Linked DNA regions of Homo sapiens: region 2 is linked to region 1. Evidence: read pairs that join two places in POLR2A ChIA-PET (ENCODE). Cell type or tissue: CD4-positive, alpha-beta T cell. All regions are shown on one strand. Each heading gives the region's core, and the rest is flanking DNA. Links, peaks and the distances in the headings are about the cores only.

What was found. ChIA-PET counts read pairs that join two places held together with the same protein. Peaks named below come from ENCODE experiments on the same cell type or tissue, not always from the same donor. Only the 100,000 strongest peaks of a DNase experiment are listed, where the experiment ranks them.
Region 2: POLR2A ChIA-PET joins it to region 1 with 5 read pairs; 3 of 35 experiments call an interaction of 5 or more read pairs at or near these places.

Annotation. Positions count from the first base shown.
Region 1 is chr17:1,307,401-1,324,357 of GRCh38, forward strand. No RefSeq gene overlaps it. Among named protein-coding and RNA genes, the nearest start is that of TRARG1, 36 kb to the left of the region's middle. In CD4-positive, alpha-beta T cell, for the core only: no CTCF peak of the experiment used is centred there; no DNase peak of the experiment used is centred there; H3K27me3 peaks cover 584 bases.
Region 2 is chr17:1,226,886-1,229,385 of GRCh38, forward strand. It overlaps a transcript of ABR not described here. Among named protein-coding and RNA genes, the nearest start is that of BHLHA9, 42 kb to the right of the region's middle. RefSeq lists enhancers at 1,343-1,552, 1,708-2,412 and silencers at 1,663-1,932, 2,023-2,082. In CD4-positive, alpha-beta T cell, for the core only: no CTCF peak of the experiment used is centred there; DNase peaks (open chromatin) are centred at 1,536 and 1,966; H3K4me3 peaks cover 842 bases; H3K27me3 peaks cover 493 bases.

The DNA of each region.
Region 1 (16,957 bases), core at 6,661-9,160:
ACACGGTGAAACCCCATCTCTACTAAAAATACAAAACATTAGTGGGGCGTAGTGCTGGGCGCCTGTAGTCACAGCTACTCGGGAGGCTGAGGCAGGAGAATGGCGTGAACCCGGGAGGCGGGGCTTGCAGTGAGCTGAGATCTCGCCACTGCACTCCAGCCTGGGCGACAGAGCGAGACTCCGTCTAAAAAAAAAAAAAAAGAAGAAGGAGGAGGAGGAGGCCAGGAATGGTGGCTCATGCCTGTAATCCCAGTGCTTTTGGAGGCTGAGGAGGGAGGATCGCTTGGGCCTGGGAGGAGGAGGTTGCAGTGAGCCATGATTGCACCACTGCACTCCAGCCTGGGCAATGGAGCAAGACCCTGTCCCAAAAAAAGAAAAGAAAAAAAAGAAAAAGAAGGGGAGAAAAGTCAAATAATTAGTATCTAACTTAGAAACAAGCATGGACTCCAATTCAGTCCAGTCATCCAAGCTGTTACTGAAAACTCTCACGACAGAGCGGGCATCAGGGGCGGGCACGGCAGGCAGGAAAAGGATCTCCTGCAGCCTCCAGGAAGGTGTGGGTGGCAACCGTCAGCTGGACGCACAGTGGCCACCTCTACAGGGGACAAGGAGGCAGAGTGACACGTCTCAGCCCTGGAGATGCCAAAAGGGGTTCTCTGGAGAAGGGCTGTGTCATCAGACAGATCAGGAAAACGGAATGACATCGAGCTACACGCTGTCATCAGACAGATCAGGAAAACGGAATGACATCGAGCTACACGCTGTCATCAGACAGATCAGGAAAACGGAATGACATCGAGCTACACGCTGTCATCAGACAGATCAGGAAAACGGAATGACATCGAGCTACACGCTGTCATCAGACAGATCAGGAAAACGGAATGACATCGAGCTACACGCTGTCATCAGACAGATCAGGAAAACGGAATGACATCGAGCTACACGCTGTCATCAGACAGATCAGGGAAACGGAATGACATCGAGCTACACGCTGTCATCAGACAGATCAGGAAAACGGAATGACATCGAGCTACACGCTGTCATCAGACAGATCAGGAAAACGGAATGACATCGAGCTACACGCTGTCATCAGACAGATCAGGAAAACGGAATGACATCGAGCTACACGCTGTCATCAGACAGATCAGGAAAACGGAATGACATCGAGCTACACGCTGTCATCAGACAGATCAGGAAAACGGAATGACATCGAGCTACACGCTGTCATCAGACAGATCAGGAAAACGGAATGACATCGAGCTACACGCTGTCATCAGACAGATCAGGGAAACGGAATGACATCGAGCTACACGCTGTCATCAGACAGATCAGGAAAACGGAATGACATCGAGCTACACGCTGTCATCAGACAGATCAGGAAAACGGAATGACATCGAGCTACACGCTGTCATCAGACAGATCAGGGAAACGGAATGACATCGAGCTACACGCTGTCATCAGACAGATCAGGAAAACGGAATGACATCGAGCTACACGCTGTCATCAGACAGATCAGGAAAACGGAATGACATCGAGCTACACGCTGTCATCAGACAGATCAGGAAAACGGAATGACATCGAGCTACACGCTGTCATCAGACAGATCAGGGAAACGGAATGACATCGAGCTACACGCTGTCATCAGACAGATCAGGAAAACGGAATGACATCGAGCTACACGCTGTCATCAGACAGATCAGGGAAACGGAATGACATCGAGCTACACGCTGTCATCAGACAGATCAGGAAAACGGAATGACATCGAGCTACACGCTGTCATCAGACAGATCAGGAAAACGGAATGACATCGAGCTACACGCTGTCATCAGACAGATCAGGAAAACGGAATGACATCGAGCTACACGCTGTCATCAGACAGATCAGGAAAACGGAATGACATCGAGCTACACGCTGTCATCAGACAGATCAGGAAAACGGAATGACATCGAGCTACACGCTGTCATCAGACAGATCAGGAAAACGGAATGACATCGAGCTACACGCTGTCATCAGACAGATCAGGAAAACGGAATGACATCGAGCTACACGCTGTCATCAGACAGATCAGGAAAACGGAATGACATCGAGCTACACGCTGTCATCAGACAGATCAGGAAAACGGAATGACATCGAGCTACACGCTGTCATCAGACAGATCAGGAAAACGGAATGACATCGAGCTACACGCTGTCATCAGACAGATCAGGAAAACGGAATGACATCGAGCTACACGCTGTCATCAGACAGATCAGGAAAACGGAATGACATCGAGCTACACGCTGTCATCAGACAGATCAGGAAAACGGAATGACATCGAGCTACACGCTGTCATCAGACAGATCAGGAAAACGGAATGACATCGAGCTACACGCTGTCATCAGACAGATCAGGAAAACGGAATGACATCGAGCTACACGCTGTCATCAGACAGATCAGGAAAACGGAATGACATCGAGCTACACGCTGTCATCAGACAGATCAGGAAAACGGAATGACATCGAGCTACACGCTGTCATCAGACAGATCAGGAAAACGGAATGACATCGAGCTACACGCTGTCATCAGACAGATCAGGAAAACGGAATGACATCGAGCTACACGCTGTCATCAGACAGATCAGGGAAACGGAATGACATCGAGCTACACGCTGTCATCAGACAGATCAGGAAAACGGAATGACATCGAGCTACACGCTGTCATCAGACAGATCAGGGAAACGGAATGACATCGAGCTACACGCTGTCATCAGACAGATCAGGAAAACGGAATGACATCGAGCTACACGCTGTCATCAGACAGATCAGGAAAACGGAATGACATCGAGCTACACGCTGTCATCAGACAGATCAGGAAAACGGAATGACATCGAGCTACACGCTGTCATCAGACAGATCAGGAAAACGGAATGACATCGAGCTACACGCTGTCATCAGACAGATCAGGGAAACGGAATGACATCGAGCTACACGCTGTCATCAGACAGATCAGGAAAACGGAATGACATCGAGCTACACGCTGTCATCAGACAGATCAGGAAAACGGAATGACATCGAGCTACACGCTGTCATCAGACAGATCAGGGAAACGGAATGACATCGAGCTACACGCTGTCATCAGACAGATCAGGAAAACGGAATGACATCGAGCTACACGCTGTCATCAGACAGATCAGGAAAACGGAATGACATCGAGCTACACGCTGTCATCAGACAGATCAGGAAAACGGAATGACATCGAGCTACACGCTGTCATCAGACAGATCAGGAAAACGGAATGACATCGAGCTACACGCTGTCATCAGACAGATCAGGAAAACGGAATGACATCGAGCTACACGCTGTCATCAGACAGATCAGGAAAACGGAATGACATCGAGCTACACGCTGTCATCAGACAGATCAGGGAAACGGAATGACATCGAGCTACACGCTGTCATCAGACAGATCAGGAAAACGGAATGACATCGAGCTACACGCTGTCATCAGACAGATCAGGAAAACGGAATGACATCGAGCTACACGCTGTCATCAGACAGATCAGGAAAACGGAATGACATCGAGCTACACGCTGTCATCAGACAGATCAGGGAAACGGAATGACATCGAGCTACACGCTGTCATCAGACAGATCAGGAAAACGGAATGACATCGAGCTACACGCTGTCATCAGACAGATCAGGAAAACGGAATGACATCGAGCTACACGCTGTCATCAGACAGATCAGGAAAACGGAATGACATCGAGCTACACGCTGTCATCAGACAGATCAGGAAAACGGAATGACATCGAGCTACACGCTGTCATCAGACAGATCAGGAAAACGGAATGACATCGAGCTACACGCTGTCATCAGACAGATCAGGAAAACGGAATGACATCGAGCTACACGCTGTCATCAGACAGATCAGGAAAACGGAATGACATCGAGCTACACGCTGTCATCAGACAGATCAGGAAAACGGAATGACATCGAGCTACACGCTGTCATCAGACAGATCAGGAAAACGGAATGACATCGAGCTACACGCTGTCATCAGACAGATCAGGAAAACGGAATGACATCGAGCTACACGCTGTCATCAGACAGATCAGGAAAACGGAATGACATCGAGCTACACGCTGTCATCAGACAGATCAGGAAAACGGAATGACATCGAGCTACACGCTGTCATCAGACAGATCAGGAAAACGGAATGACATCGAGCTACACGCTGTCATCAGACAGTCAGGAAAACCGTGAATTACGTCGAGCTAAACGGAGCATGACAGTAAGATTTCTCAGAGACCTTCATACACCCACGTGCACCATGTACCTCCAAGAAAGGGTGGATTATGCAGTATTTCCTAAATTCGATGGGTTGCCAAGCCCCTTCTTTGAGAAATATTTTCTTGTAAAGCTAAGTTTTAGATTTGCAAACCCAAGTATTTCCGTTATTAAAAACTCTGTATACAAAAAATTATCTGTAAACATCCTTTTAAGACGGCTGGATAATGCATATACATGATAACTTATTTATTTACTTATCCTTTCTCCCATTGTGAGGCATTAAGGTGTCCAGTTTCTCTCTCTCCCATTTTTTTCCTGCCTATAATTTTTGATGTTGTTGTTTTGAGATAGAGTTTCACCCTTGCCCAGGCTGGAGTGCAATGGCGAGATCTTGGCTCACCATAGCCTCCGCCTCCCGGGTTCGAGCGATTCTCCTGCCTCAGCCTCCCAAGTAGGTGGGACTACAGGCATGCACCACCACGCCCGGCTAATTTTTGTATTTTTAGTAGAGACGGGGTTTCACCACGTTGTCCAGGCTGGTCTTGAACTCCTGACCTCAGATGGTCCGCCCGCCTCGGCCTCCCAAAGTGCTGGGATTACAGGCGTGAGCCACTGTGCCCGCTCCCTACCTATAATTTAAACACAGGGTTTAGGCACTGGGGGAGTGAATTCTGAAGGTGCTTCAAAAGCAGCCCTTGCTGTGGAGGCCCCACTGGGTCCACCCACTCCTGAGCCAGGGAGAAGAAGGCAGCCTGGGCTTTGCCTCCTCACTGGGTCAGCTGACTGGGTCGCCATGGCAACCACACAGGCCTGGAAGAGGGAGGGTGCTCCTGGGATGGGGCTAGACGTGGAAGCCCCAGGGCCAGGTGGCTGGGAGCCTGGGACACTGGGGCTGACCAGACCAGATGGCTGGGGGACCCCCTGGGAATGGGGGGCTAAACTGCCTTTGGAAAGTGCCAGATGAACACAGGTCTCAGCCAGAAGCCTCAGACAGAGCCCCTTTCCTTCGTGGTAAGCCATTTGGAGGACCGGTGGCTGTAGCGAGATATCCGGTGAAGAGGCACCACGGATGCTGGAAAATCTGGGTAATGGGATTGAACCTGGATCTAATAATAAGCAAGTGTGATTTGCTCTCACCTGTAAAACCAGACCCCCACAGTCTTCCCAGAACTCATCCATCTGTTGGGGGCTTTGGGAAGTCCCAGCCTCCAATCTGCTCTCTGCCCCAGTAGGAATGCTCTCACCTCCCCAGTGGGAATGCTCTCACCTCCCCAGTGGGAATGCTCTCACCTCGCCAGTGGGAATGCTCTCCCCTCCCCAGTGGGAATGCTCTCACCTCCCCAGTGGGAATGTTCACCTCCCTAGTGGGAATGCTCCCTCCCCAGTGGGAATGCTCTCACCTCTCCAGTGGGAATGCTCTCACCTCTCCAGTGGGAATGCTCTCACCTCCCCAGTGGGAATGTTCCCCTCCCCAGTGGGAATGCTCTCACCTCCCCAGTGGGAATGTTCCCCTCCCCAGTGGGAATGCTCTCACCTCCCCAGTGGGAATGTTCTCACCTCCCCAGTGGGAATGTTCTCACCTCCCCAGTGGGAATGTTCACCTCCCCAGTGGGAATGTTCTCACCTCCCCAGTGGGAATGTTCTCACCTCCCCAGTGGGAATGTTCACCTCCCTAGTGGGAATGCTCCCTCCCCAGTGGGAATGTTCCCCTCCCCAGTGGGAATGCTCTCACCTCCCCAGTGGGAATGTTCTCACCTCCCCAGTGGGAATGTTCACCTCCCCAGTGGGAATGCTCTCACCTCCCCAGTGGGAATGTTCTCATCTCCCCAGTGGGAATGCTCTCACCTCCGCAGTGGGAATGTTCCCTAGTGCAAAGGGCAGATTGGAGGCTGGGTCGCCAGAAGCAGATGAGCCCTCGTTCCTGCCTTCGTATGTGCTGGTGTTTTCAAAGTTTCCCCACTTGTTTTTCACTGGATAGAGGCTTTTCTTCCACAAATTTCTCAATTTGGTTTGAATTTTATGTTCCTCAAGGAAGTGGCAAGAGGGTGCCCTTGTACACAGTTGACTGTCAGGGGAAGGTGTTTCTGGGTGAGAGGAGAGCCTGGTCTTCTTGGGACATTTCCAGGAATGCAGGAGCAAGACTATGGTGCAAGGACCAGGTCCCAGAGGCCCCTGTCTGATGTTGCAACGCTTGCCCTGACTCTCTAGGGCAACCATCATCCGCAAGAACTTTCTGTGCTCCCTGGCCCATGTCAGATTCACTTTGTTTTTTTTTTCCTTCCTCCAAGATGGAGTCTAGCTCTGTTGCCTACGCTGGGGTGCAGTGGTGCGATCTTGGCTCATTGCAACCTCCGCCTCCCGGGTTCAAGCAATTCTCCTGCCTCAGCCTCCTGAGTAGCTGGGATAACAGGCATCTTCCACCACGCCCGGCTAATTTTTGTATTTTTAGTAGAGACGGGGTTTCACCATGTTGGCCAGGATGGTCTCGAACTCCTGACCTCATGGTCTGCCCACCTCGGCCTCCCAAAGTGCTGGGATTACAGGCATGAGCTACCGTGCCCGGCCGAGGTTCACTCTTTAAACTTATTTAAAACAAAACATTATGCTTGCCCTGACTCTCTCGGGCAACCATCCTCCGCAAGAATTTTCTGTGCTCCCCAGCCCATGTGAGATTCACTCTTTTTTTTTTTTTTTTTTTTTTGAGATGGAGTCTCGCTCTGTCACCCAGGCTGGAGTGCAGTGGCACGATCTTGGCTCACTGCAAACTCCGCCTCCCGGGTTCATGCCATTCTCCTGCCTCAGCCTCCCGAATAGCTGGGACTACAGGCACCCACCACTATGCTCGGCTAATTTTTTGTATTTTTAGTAGAGACGGGGTTTCACTGTGTTAGCCAGGATGGTCTGATCTCCTGATGTCGTGATCCACCAGCCTCAGCCTCCCAAAGTGCTGGATACAGGCGTGAAGAGATTCACTCTTTAAACTTATTTAAAACAAAACAGAAACCCCATCTAAGTTCTCTGCACCAAACTGATACCAGCCGTCGCTCATGGCTGGGGGAGTCGCTATGGGACTGGAGGTGAGAAAGGCAGTCTCCAGTTTTTATCCCATATACCTTGTTTCGTTGGAACCTTACACCAAGCATTTATAGATGTATTACCTTTATCATTTATAATTTAATTGAAAAAATAGGAATGTCTGAGGGAGAACAGATGATTCCCTGTAATCCATTAGCTGAAGCAATCAATGTGAAGAGCTGAACATTTTTCTTCCGGGCTTTTAAAAAGAAATTTGTGACATACAGCTATAGTCGCTTTATAATAAAAGGGCTCTAGTAAGTGGCCTTTGCATGGTAGCTGGACTTCGAGGGGCTTTTAAGTAGCAGATCCCTTCTATCTCCCACAAACCTGCCTCCTTAAGATGCATCAGCCTCACCTGACTGAAATGACACCAAAACACCAGGCGGCCTGAGCTGCTGGAGGGGCTGGAAGCCCTGAGAAGCTCCCTCTCCCCGGCCGGGCACGGTGGCTCACGCCTGTAATCCCAGCACTTTGAGAGGCCGAGGCGGGCGGATCATGAGGTCAAGAAATCAAGACCATCCTGGCCAACATGGTGAAACCCCGTCTCTACTAAAAATATAAATATTAGCTGGGTGTGGTGGCACACGCCTGTAGTCCCAGCTATTCGGGAGGCTGAGACAGGGGGATCGCTTGAACCCGGGAGGTGGAGGTTGCAGTGAGCCGAGATCGCGCCATTGCACTCCAGCCTGGTGACAGAGTGAGACTCCATCTCAAAAAAAAAAAGCTTCCTCTCCCTCCAGGACAGAGCTCTCCAGAAAAGCCTCTCCCCCGCTGCCCTCCCCAGGCTCCCGTCTTCCTGACCTTTGCTTTGGATCTGGTTCTTGCTCTTGGCCCTCGCCCTGGAGCTGGATGCTTTGGTCGGGCTCTTGCCTCCAGCGTCTCCTTTGCTATCAGCCTGCCCTCCCATTGCCCCAGTTGGAGGCAGGGCTGCCAGCTCCAGCCTGGCCAGTGGGGAAAATGGATGCGTCTACCTCCTGGTTCCCTGCTGAGGTCAGAGGCCCTTTCCGACCTCCTAAGCCACTCAGGGGGCCCGTGGCTGTACAGGATATCCAGTGAACAGGCACCACGGATGCTGGAAAATCCAGGTAATGGGATTGAACCCGGATCTAAGAACGGGCCAGTGTGATTTGCTCTCACCCTTAAAACCAGACCCCACAGTCTTCCCAGAACTCATCCACCTGTTGGGTCTTTGGGAAGTCCCAGGGCACTGAGGTCTCAGGGTACAGAGGTCCCAGGCTTGGCTCCCTCTGGTTGTTAGCCCGTGCAGACATTCCAGGGTCTACAGACGCTCCCTGGAGAGGGGAACACGAGGTTCCAGGCAGGGCCCGGCTGCCCTCCCAGGGGAACCGAGCTGGAGGAACTCATGTTTTCATCATGGCCCGTGGGAGCCACTCATGGGCTGCTTAAACAGGCAGGAGGTAAACACACACCCCAGGCGACCAAGATCAGCGGCTCCCTGCACAGCGGGTTTAATTATAAGAGCAACATAATAGCGACAGGACAGAAAGGGGGGGAAATGGCAGGGAAAACCTCTCACCAGCCCACAGCCTCCACATTCCCACTGCCTGGCTGTGAACCTTCTCCCTCCTGGGTGACTTTGCCCAGGGGTGTGGAGTGGGTTTTTTCCTTTCTTAATTTCATTCCAATTGCAAAATTAATACAACGTCATTGCAGCAAACTTGGAAAATGCGAAAAGCCTGAAGAAGAAAACAACAATTTCTCTAAGTGGGTTTTTTTTTTTTTTTTGAGACGGAGTCTGGCTCTGTCACCCAGGCTGGAGCGCAGTGGCGCGATCCTGGCTCACTGCAACCTCCACCTCCCGGGTTCAAGTGATTCTCCTGCCTTAGCCTCCCAAGTAGCTGGAATTACAGGCACTCACCACTGGGCCCGGCTAATGTTTATATTTTTAGTAGAGATGGGGTTTCACCATGTTGGCCAGGCTGGTCTCGAACTCCTGGCCTCAAGTGATCCACCCTCCTCGGCCTCCCAAAGTGCTGGGATTACAGGCGTGAGCCGCCGCGCCCGGCCCCTGGGGTTGGTTTGTGCAGAAGCGAGAACCTGCTCAGGAGCTTGCAGCTGGTAAGAGTGGAATTAGAATGGGAACCAGATATAATAATAAAAGCTTCATCTTTTAGAAAAAGATCAAATCAGAAATATGGGTTACATTTGTAAAAGGCTTTCAATTAAAAAGAGGCTGTGAAGCACATCTTGGGAGGCCTAAAAGTCCTTTTCATTTGGATATTGTTTTATCAAAAGCCCTAGTTTGTGCTGATAAGAAAATGGATTTCACAAGATTGAATCTAACAAAAAGCTTTGGCTAGCTGATTAATTAGGTGAGTCACAGGTCTCCTGGGAGTTCAAAGTCAGGAGTTTAAAGACCCTATGAAAACACATAGGAAGCCGGGCTTGGTGGCTCATGCCTGTAATCCCAACACTTTGGGAGGCCAAAAAGGGTGGATCATGAGGTCAGGAGTTCGAGACCACCCTGGCCAACATAGTGAAACCCTGTCTCTACTAAAAATATAAAATTAGCCAGGCATGGTGGTGGGCACCTGTAATTCCAGTTACTCAGGAGGCTGAGGCAGGAAAATCGCTGGAACCCGGGAGGCGGAGGTTGCAATGAGCCGAGATCGCCCCACTGCACTCCAGCCTGGGCAAAAAGAGTGAAACTCCATTAAAAAAAAAAGAAAGAAAGAAAGAAAAAAGAAAAATGTAGTAATAGTTCACCAATCTCTCCATCACTTCAGATAAACTGGGCCAGGCACAGTGGCTCACACCTGTAATCCCAGAACTTTGGGAGGCCGAGGCAGGAGGATCACTTGAGCCTCAGAGTTTGAGACCAGCCTGGGGAACCCAGGGAGATCCCTTCTCTACAAAAAAATGCAAAAAAATATGAGCCAAGCATAGTGGTGCATACCGTAGTCCCAGCTACTTAGGAGTCTGAGGAGGGAGATTCATTTGAGTCCAGGAGTTGGAGGCTGCAGTGAGCCGTGATTGCGCCACTGCACTCCAGCCTGGGTGACAGAGCAAGACCCTGTCTCAAAAAATACATAAAAACATTAAAAGAATAAAAAATAAAGTTCAGACAGGCTAGGCACAGATGAATTAAATCCACAGTAAGTACTGTATTTTTATTTTCACCAAAAATGTCAATCTTATCCTCAGTGCTAATTTTCTGGGGGAAAACCACGAGCTACGCTGTTCTACTCTCAGAAGCTCCATTTTGCTCACATTCAGCTCTTTCTCTTTTTTTTTTTTTTTTTTTTTTGAGACAGATTCTCACTCTGTTGCCCAGGCTGCAGTGCAGTGGCGCGATCACTGCTCACTGCAACCTCCGCCTCCCGGGTTCAAGCGATTCTCCTGTCTCAGCCTCCCAAGTAGCTGGGATTACAGGTGCCCACCACCACACCCAGCTAATTTTTGTATTTTTAGTAGAGACAGGGTTTCACCATATTGTACAAGCTGGTCTCGAACTCCTCTTGACCTCAGGTGATCCACCTCCCTTGGCCTCCCAAAGTGCTGGGATTACAGGCATGAGCCACTGCGCCTGGCCTCAGCTCACATTTATTGAACATCTACTATGTGCCACTTACTTTCACATACATTTCATTTGACCCATGACAACCTATTTTATTTATGTATTTATTTATTGAAATGGAGTTTCGCTTTTCTTGGCCAGGCTGGAGTGCCACGGGTCGATCTAGGCTCACTGCAACCCCCACCTCCCAGAGTCAAGTGATTCTCCTGCCTCAGCCTCCCAAGTAGCTGGGATTACAGGCATGAGCCACCACGCCCCGCTAATTTCTTGTATTTTTAGTATAGACGGGGTTTCGCCAGGTTGGTCAGGCTGGTCTCGAACTCCCGACCTCAGCTGATTGGCCCGCCTCGGCCTCCCAAAGTGCTGGGATTATAGGCATGAGCCGCCTCGCCCAGCCCACCTTTTGGCTATTGTAAATATAATACTGCTGTGAACATGGGCTTGCAAAGATCTTTTTGAGATCCCGCTTTCAATTCTTCTGGGCATATACCCAGAAGCGGAACTGCTGGATCACATGGTAATTCTATTTTTAACTTTTTGAGGACTTGCCTTACTGTTTTCCATAGTGACTGCACTATTGTGCATTCCAACCGACGGTGCACAGGGGTTCTAGTGCCTCAGCATCCTCACCAGCACTTATTTATTTATTTATTTATTTATTTATTTATTTATTTATTTATTGAGATGGAGTCCCACTCTGTCGCCCAGGCTGGAGTGCAGTGGTGCAATCTCAGCTCACTGCAACCTCCTCCTCCCCAGATTCAAGTGATTCCCCTGCCTCAGCCTCCCGAGTAGTTGGCATTACAGCCGTCCGCCACGACGCCTGGCTGATTTTTGTACCTTTAGTAGAGACGGGGTCTCACCATGTTGGCCAGGCTGGTCTTGAACTCCTGACCTCTAGTGATCCGCCTGCTTTGGCCTCCCAAAGTGCTGGGATTATAGGCGTGAGCCACCGCGCCCAGCCAATACTTTTTTTTTTTGGAGACACGATCTTGCTCTGTTTCTTGGGCTGGAGGGCAGTGGCGTGATCACGGGTCACTGCAGCCTCGACCTCCTGGGCTCAAGCAATCCTCCCACCTCAGCCCTCTGAGTCGCTGGGACCACAGGCACATGCCACCACACCTGACTAATTTTTTATTATTTGTAGAGATGTAGAGCCTTCTGTTTCCCAGGCTCAAGTTCCTGGGCTCAAATGATCTGCCCACATTGGCCTCTCAAAGTGCCAGGATTACAGGTGTGAGCCACCATGCCTGGCCTCTGGTTTGTTGTTTGTTTTTTGAGATGGAATCTCGCTCTGTTGCCCAGGCTGGAGTGCAGTGGCGCTATCTTGGCTCACTGCAACTCCGCCTCCCAGGTTCACGCCATTCTCCTGCCTCAGCCTCCCGAGTAGCTAGGCTACAGGTGCCCACCACCATGCCCAGCTAATTTTTTGTAGTTTTAGTAGAGACAGGGTTTCACCATGTTAGCCAGGGAGGTCTCAATTTCCTGACCTCGTGATCCACCCACCTCGGCCTCTCAAAGTGCTGGGATTACAGGTGTGAGCCACCGCACCTGGCCTCTGTTTTGTTTTTTGATGGTAGCCATTCTAACGGGTATGAGTTATAAGCCTACAGTTTTATATCCTCCTGATTGTCCCCAATAACAGGGAGGATAAAAATGGAATGAACATACGGACACTGATCAGACAGGCATCAGGACCTGCCAGTAAAAGACACTGAAATATTGGCAAGACCAAAATAAATGGAGAGAAATATCAAGACATGAACTCAAGATTCAATATTGTAAAGATGTTCATTCTCCTCCAGTTGATCTATATATTTAGTGTAACGCCAATCAAAATCCAGCAAGTTTTTCTTGGAAGCTGACAAAGTGATTCCACAATTTATATAAAAATGCAAAGGACCAGCCAGGCTCAGTGGCTCACTCCTGTAAGCCCAGCACTTTGGAAGGCAGAGGTGGGAGGATCACCTGAGGTCAGGAGTTCCAGACCAGCCTGGCCAAGATGGTGAATCCCCGACTCTACTGAAAACACAAAAATTAGCCAGACATGGTGGTGCATGCCCCTAATCCCAGCTACTCAGGAGGCTGAGGCAGGAGAATTGCTTGAACCCGGGAGGTGGAGGTTGCAGTGAGCCGAGATCACACCACTGCACTCCAGCCTGGGTGACAGAGCGAGACTCTGTCTCGGAAAAGAAAAAAAAAATGCAAAGGATCAAGAATAGCCAAGATAACTTTGAGGATAAAGAACAAATCCGCAGGACCTATTACCAGATATCAGGACTTATTGTAAAGTTATAGTAATTAAAACAGAGTGGTGTTTTCTCCAGGACAGAAAAATAGACCAATGGAGGGCTGGGGGCAGTGGCTCACGCCTGTAATCCCAGCTACTTGGGAGGCTGACGCAGGAGAATGGTGTAAACCCGGGAGACGGAGCTTGCAGTGAGCCGAGATCACACCACTGCACTCCAGCCTGGGCGACAGAGCGAGACTCCGTCTCAAAAAAAAAAAGAAAAGAAAAATAGACCAATGGAAAAGAATGAGAAATCCAGAAGGAGACTCGGGACAACTGCTTCGTTCATGACAAAATTGGTGCGTCAGTACAGTAAAGAAAGGATGAGGCTAGGCGCAGTGGCTCACGCCTGTAATCCCAGCACTTTGGGAGGCTGAGGCGGGCGGATCGGCTGAGGTCAGGGGTTTGAGACCAGCCTGGCCAACATAGTGAAACCGTGTCTCTACTAAAAATACAAAAATTAGCTGGGCATGATGGCACACGTCTGTAGTCCCAGCCACTAGGGAGGCTGAGGCAGGAGAATCGCTTGAACCTGGGAGGCGGAGGTTGCAGTGAGCCAAGATTACACCATTGCTCTCCAGCCTGGGGGGACAAGAGCGAGACTTTGTCTAAAAAAAAAAAAAAAAAAAAAAAAAAAGGATGACCTTCTCATATGGTGCTGGATCAATTGCATATCCATATGGAAAAATGAATCTTGACCCCTGCCTCAAATTATACATCATAATTAGTTGCAGAATATTTATAGTTCTAAATTGAAAAGCAAAATAATACAGCTTCTAGAAAAAAAACGCCGGAGACTATCTTCATGGCACTGGGCGCAGGCAAAGTTTCCTTAACAGGATACAAAACACTACCCACAAAGGAAAAACATGGATACATTGGGTTACATTAAAATTCATAACCTCTATTTATCAAAACCACCATTAAGAAAGTAGAATGATAAAGGCCGGTTGCGGTGGCTCACGCCTGTAATCCCAGCACTTTGGGAGGCCAAGGCGGGCAGATCACCTGAGGTCAGGAATTTGAGACCAGCCTGGCCAACATGGTGAAACCCTGTCTCTACTAAAATACAAAAATTAGCTGGGCTTGGTGGTGGGTGCCTGTAATCCCAGCTGCTCAGGAGGCTGAGGCAGGAGAATCGCTTGAACCCAGGAGGCGGAGGTTGCACGGAGCTGAGATTGTGCCACTGCGCTCCAGCCTGGGTGACAGAGCGAGACTCCGTCTCAAAAAAGAGAGAGAGAGAGAGAGAGCAAGAATGGCCAACAGAGAACAGAATAGTGGTTCTCCACATTTGGCGTGCATCAGAACCGCTGGGAGGCTGGTTAAAATGATGGCTGGGTTCCAGGGTTCCACCTGTGTGTCCACACAGAACATAGCTTACATGTCCCCCACTTAGCTTCTTTTATCATAGTTAAAGATGTGAAAGACCTCTGGAATGTTCTCTCCTCTCCCACATCAGCGAGGGGGAACAAAAGAGGCCCAGTTTCTGGCTATTAGGACAAACCCAAGGATCTCTCTTATGTCAGGTCAGCTGCACCCTGACTTTGCTGATATACTTACGAGCATTTCCTCACATAACCCTGACAATATAATTAGAGCATAATCATGGTGACCATCCTTATCGCCACTTTACAGAGGAGGAATTGACCACCAGCTGGATTAATTGCAAAGTCACGCTGCTGTGCTAAAGCAGAAATGACGTTCAAGCCCTCATCTCTGACTCTGGGTCTGATGCTCCCTCCTCCATAGCCAGCTGCCTCCCACAATGTCAGGCGTGCTGTTCCCTCCTCTCTACCCATCCAGGAGCTACCAAACTCCAGGTCCAAGACCAGCCTGACCAACACAGCAAAACCCCGTCTCTACTAAAAATACCAAAAAAATTGCCAGGCGTGGTGACAGATGCCTGTAATCCCAGTATAACTATAGTAGACGTCCGAGGGCCCCTTTCTCCAGGAAGCAAATATTGTCACCCAAAGCTAGATGTTTTTGCCTGATGTGAATATTCTATTGTTTAGCTACGTGATGTGCTTCTGGATGTTAAAAGCTCAGCTCTGAACGGACTCCTTTAGGCATCAACTGTTTCTGTGGCTAATTGGCTGTCTGGGGAGGTACATGCAGCAGCAGCAGCAGTAATAAAATACTGATCTTTCAGCCAAGCCACTTAGAAAGAGCCGGGATACCCCGTTCCTCCATGAATCAGCTTTTTTTTTTTTCTTTGAGATGGAGTCTTGCTCTTTCGCCCAGGCTGAAGTGCAATGGTGCGATCTCGCTCACTGCAAGCTCTGCCTCCCGGGTTCAAGTGATTCTCCTACATCAGCCTCCGGAGTAGCTGGGACTACAGGCGCCCGCCACCACACCCAGCTAATTTTTGGGGTTTTTTTTGTTGTTGATGTTGTTGTTGTTTGTTTTTTGTTTTGAGACGGAGTCTCGCTCTGTCACCCAGGCTGGAGTGCAGTGGCGCGATCTCAGCTCACTGCAAGCTCTGTCTCCCAGGTTCACGCCATTCTCCTGCCTCAGCCTCCCCAGCAGCTGGGACTACAGGCGCCCGACACCACACCCGGCTAATTTTTTGTATTTTTTGTAGAGACAGGGTTTCACCGTGTTAGCCAGGATGGTCTCGATCTCCTGACCTTGTGTTCCGCCTGCCTCGGCCTCCCAAAGTGCTGGGATTACAGGCGTGAGCCACCGCGCCCGGCCATTTTTTATTATTTTTTATTTTTATTTTATTTTTAGTAGACACCATGTTGGTCAGGCTCAAACTCCTGACTTCAGTTAATCCACCCGCCTCAGCCTGCCAAAGTGCGGGGATCACAGGTGTGAGCCACCGCACCCGGCCGCATCAGCATTTTTGAAACACCTGCTTATGACTTTGGAGGAACCAGATGGGATGTATAGATTCTTTGAGAGCAGTGCCGGTGGCTTGAAGATATTCAGCACCAAGGCCAGTGACCCAAACCCCAAGGAAGTTAAGAAGCCATGGCCGGGCAAGGTGGCTCACGCCTGTAATCCCAGTACATTGCGAGGCCGAGGCGGGCGGATCACCTGAGGTCAGGAGTTCGGAACCAGCCTGACCAACATGGCGAAACTCGTCTCTACTAAAAATACAAAATTAGCCAGGCGTGGTGGCGGGCGCCTGTAATCCCAGCTACTCGGGAGGCTGAGGCAGGAGAATCGCTTGAACCCGGGAGGCGGAGGTTGCAGTGAGCCGAGATCGCACCACTGCACTCCAGCCTGGGCGACAAGAGCGAAACTCCGTCAAAAAAAAAAAAAAAAGCCATAAAGCAGAAGTTCTCAACCCTGGCTGCAGATTGGAAGAGCTTAAACACACACACACACACACACACACACACACACACACACACACACAGTGTCTGGGCTCCACCTTAGTCTAATTGGATCAAAATTGGATCAACAGCACTGGAGAAGTAGATTCTGGCATTGCTACTGCTGTTTTTAAAACCCCGCTTTTGCTGGTGATGCTAACATGTAAAAAGGATTGAGCATGCCTGCAGTAATGAATGGACAAACAGGAGGTGGAGTGTTCCAAAGAATAGGTAGCACTATGGAAACCATAAGACTTTGAGTCTAAAAGGAACCTTGCAAAGGAGGTCATCTGCCTCCTCCGCCCTGCTTCCATGGTCATTTGCCTCCTCCGCCCTGCTTCCCGGTCATCGCCTCCTCCGCCCTGCTTCCGGGGTCATCCGCCTCCTCCGCCCTGTTTCCGGGGTCATCTGCCTCCTCCGCCCTGCTTCCGGGGTCATCGCCTCCTGCTTCCGGGGTCATC
Region 2 (2,500 bases), core at 1-2,500, 87 kb before region 1:
GCATGTAACCAAGTGCAAGTCCACCCCCCACTCACTTCCTCACGAGGAGGCTTTGGAGACAGAGGCAGAACCCGAACATGTAGCTGTGCAGTGTGCCACAGGAGCTTGCCCTGCAGAGGGGGCTGGAATGGCACCTGAAATCTAGCCCAGGCATCACTAGCCAAAGCCGTGAGTGCCAGACACGTGCCCCAGCTCACGTCTGTAGTCCTGAGGAAGGTGACTCTTGTTATCATTGGTCCACCCAGAGGGGAGCATCTTTTGCAATTCCCAGGGGCAGCGCCGATTTCTAACGTGCATCAAGGTGCCCTATGTGCTAGAGTGTCCTAAGGGAGACAGGCGACGACTCACAGAAATAAAAATCACTCCCTGGGAAAAGCCTAGTGTACTGGGCACCCCGGGGAGGGTGACAGATGTGGGTCTGGGGGGAGACAGGATTGCAGCCAGCTCTGAAGCAGCTGGGGCCAGTTGGGTAGCCTCCACCAAGGGCATTTGGAACTTGGCACTAGGGTGAAATCTTCAGGCTCTTCCCTTAAGTTAAAGAGACATATAAAAATGTTACCAGCATGGGCGGCAAGAGCATTGCCTGTGGGAAACACAGCCAATCTTTGCTAAGGAATAAGTGTAATTGATCAAAACAGATGACTTGATGGACCTTCCAACTGTGCTTTTAGCAAAGTGGACAGTTTTTCATTCAAATGCAAACTCATCCAGATAAAATCTAATAATGGAGATTTTGGAACAATCCCAGCATCAATGATTTTTTTTCCTCCTTCACTGAGCAGGAAGGCATCTTAAATTCCTGGTTGCAGCTTGACCCAACCGGACACCACCAGTGTGCTGCTTTCCGCGTGGCTGAGGAGACCGTGACAGTTCACAGACACAGCAAAGGGCTCCCACGCCACCCCCATCCCCACCTGACCTCTCCTCCTTAGCCCCATTCCCACTCCCTGACCTAGAAAGAGCTCGGTGGACGCTCAATTCCAGGCAATCATTTATTCAGCCATTATGCGTTGAGCTTTGACTGCTGCAAAGCACCGTGCATACTACCAGAAGGGGGTTCAAAGATGACTAAGATCAGGCCCTGTCCTCAGAAAAGAGAGCAGATGCGAGGGGAGAGAGATGACAGGAGACCCGGTGAAGGTCTCAGCTCACCCCAACGAGCACTTAATCTTTCTGAGCTTCGGTTTCCTCTTTTATCCAGTGAAGACGCTGGACTAGACATGGTCTCTGGGCACCAGGCCAGCCGGAAAACGAGATGGGCCTAAGCCTCCCCTTGCCCTCTTGCTCCCAGACTCCTAGAAAGCCAAGAGGCCGGGCGCCGCCTTCTAAGAAGAAAACGAGTCCGCAGAGGGGGCTGGTGAGGGCCGTGGCCCTTCCCTGAAGTTTGCACGTGGCCCCAACACACAGAGCAGCCTGGAGAAGAGGAGACTAAGTTCAGAAAATGGAGTGGAAGGTTCGGCCTTCCGCGGTTAGGAAAGCGGAGCTCAGAAGGATCGGGGATTTCCGGGAGATGGGAAGCCCCTGGGGTGTGTGCAGAGAGGGGTGACAGACAGAAGGGTGACAGCACCCGGTGGCGCCAAGGGATCTGGCGGGGGCCAGGCCGGAGGGAGGGGCTGGGGGATGTCAGGGCCACGGAGCGCAAAGCGCAAAGGCCCGGGCGCCGGCCCTGCCGCCGCCGCCAGTTCATTTTCATAGAGTCGCCCGAGCTTAACGTCGCCTTGCACGTGTTTTCTAAGCTCCACAGGTGGCTTTGGGGTACACGGGCGCAGCTCACCCTCCTTCCCGCCCGCTCCCCGGCCCCGAGCTCGAGGTTAAACAGGGCCGCGGAGTCGGCCGGGAAGGGGTCCCGGCAGCCCGGGGTGGGGGGCGCGCGGCGGGGTCGAGCGGGGTCTGGGGGGGGCGCCCACCTGCGGAGAAGTCGTCCTCGCGGTCGGAGCTGTGCCGGCTGCCGTCGCTGTCTCTCTCCGGCGAGCTGTGGCCGGGCGAGTCCCGCTCGGGCACCCGCAGGAACCTGCGGCGCCGCCACGGGGGCAGGTGCTCGCGCCCGGGGGTCTCCTCCGCGGCGAGGGGCGAGCCCGGGCGGCCCTTGGCCTCGGCCTCCCGCTGCTCCAGGTCGCGGGTCCCCCGCTGCGGCCGCCGCCCCCCGGGGATCAGGTGCATCCAGCGGCGGGGGCTGCGCGCCCGCTCGCGGGTCCCGAACCGGCAAGGGGCCACCAGCCAGTGGCTGAGGATGAACTTCTCGTTGAAATCCACCATCTCGAAGTCGTGGTCGCCGCCGTCGCCCCCCTCGTCCGTGCCGGGAGCCGCCTGGGGGTCCCCGAGGGGCGCGTCGTCCTCCCGGGCCCGGAACCGCAGCTGGGGCTGCAGGAGCTGCCGGTGGACGGCGTCGGCCCAGCTCCTTCCCCCGCCGGCTTCTCCGGCCGCCCCGGGCCCGGCGGGCAGGTCCCCGCGGGGAGACTCGGCCTCGGGGTCGGGGCGCCCGGGGTCCCCGCGGGGAGAC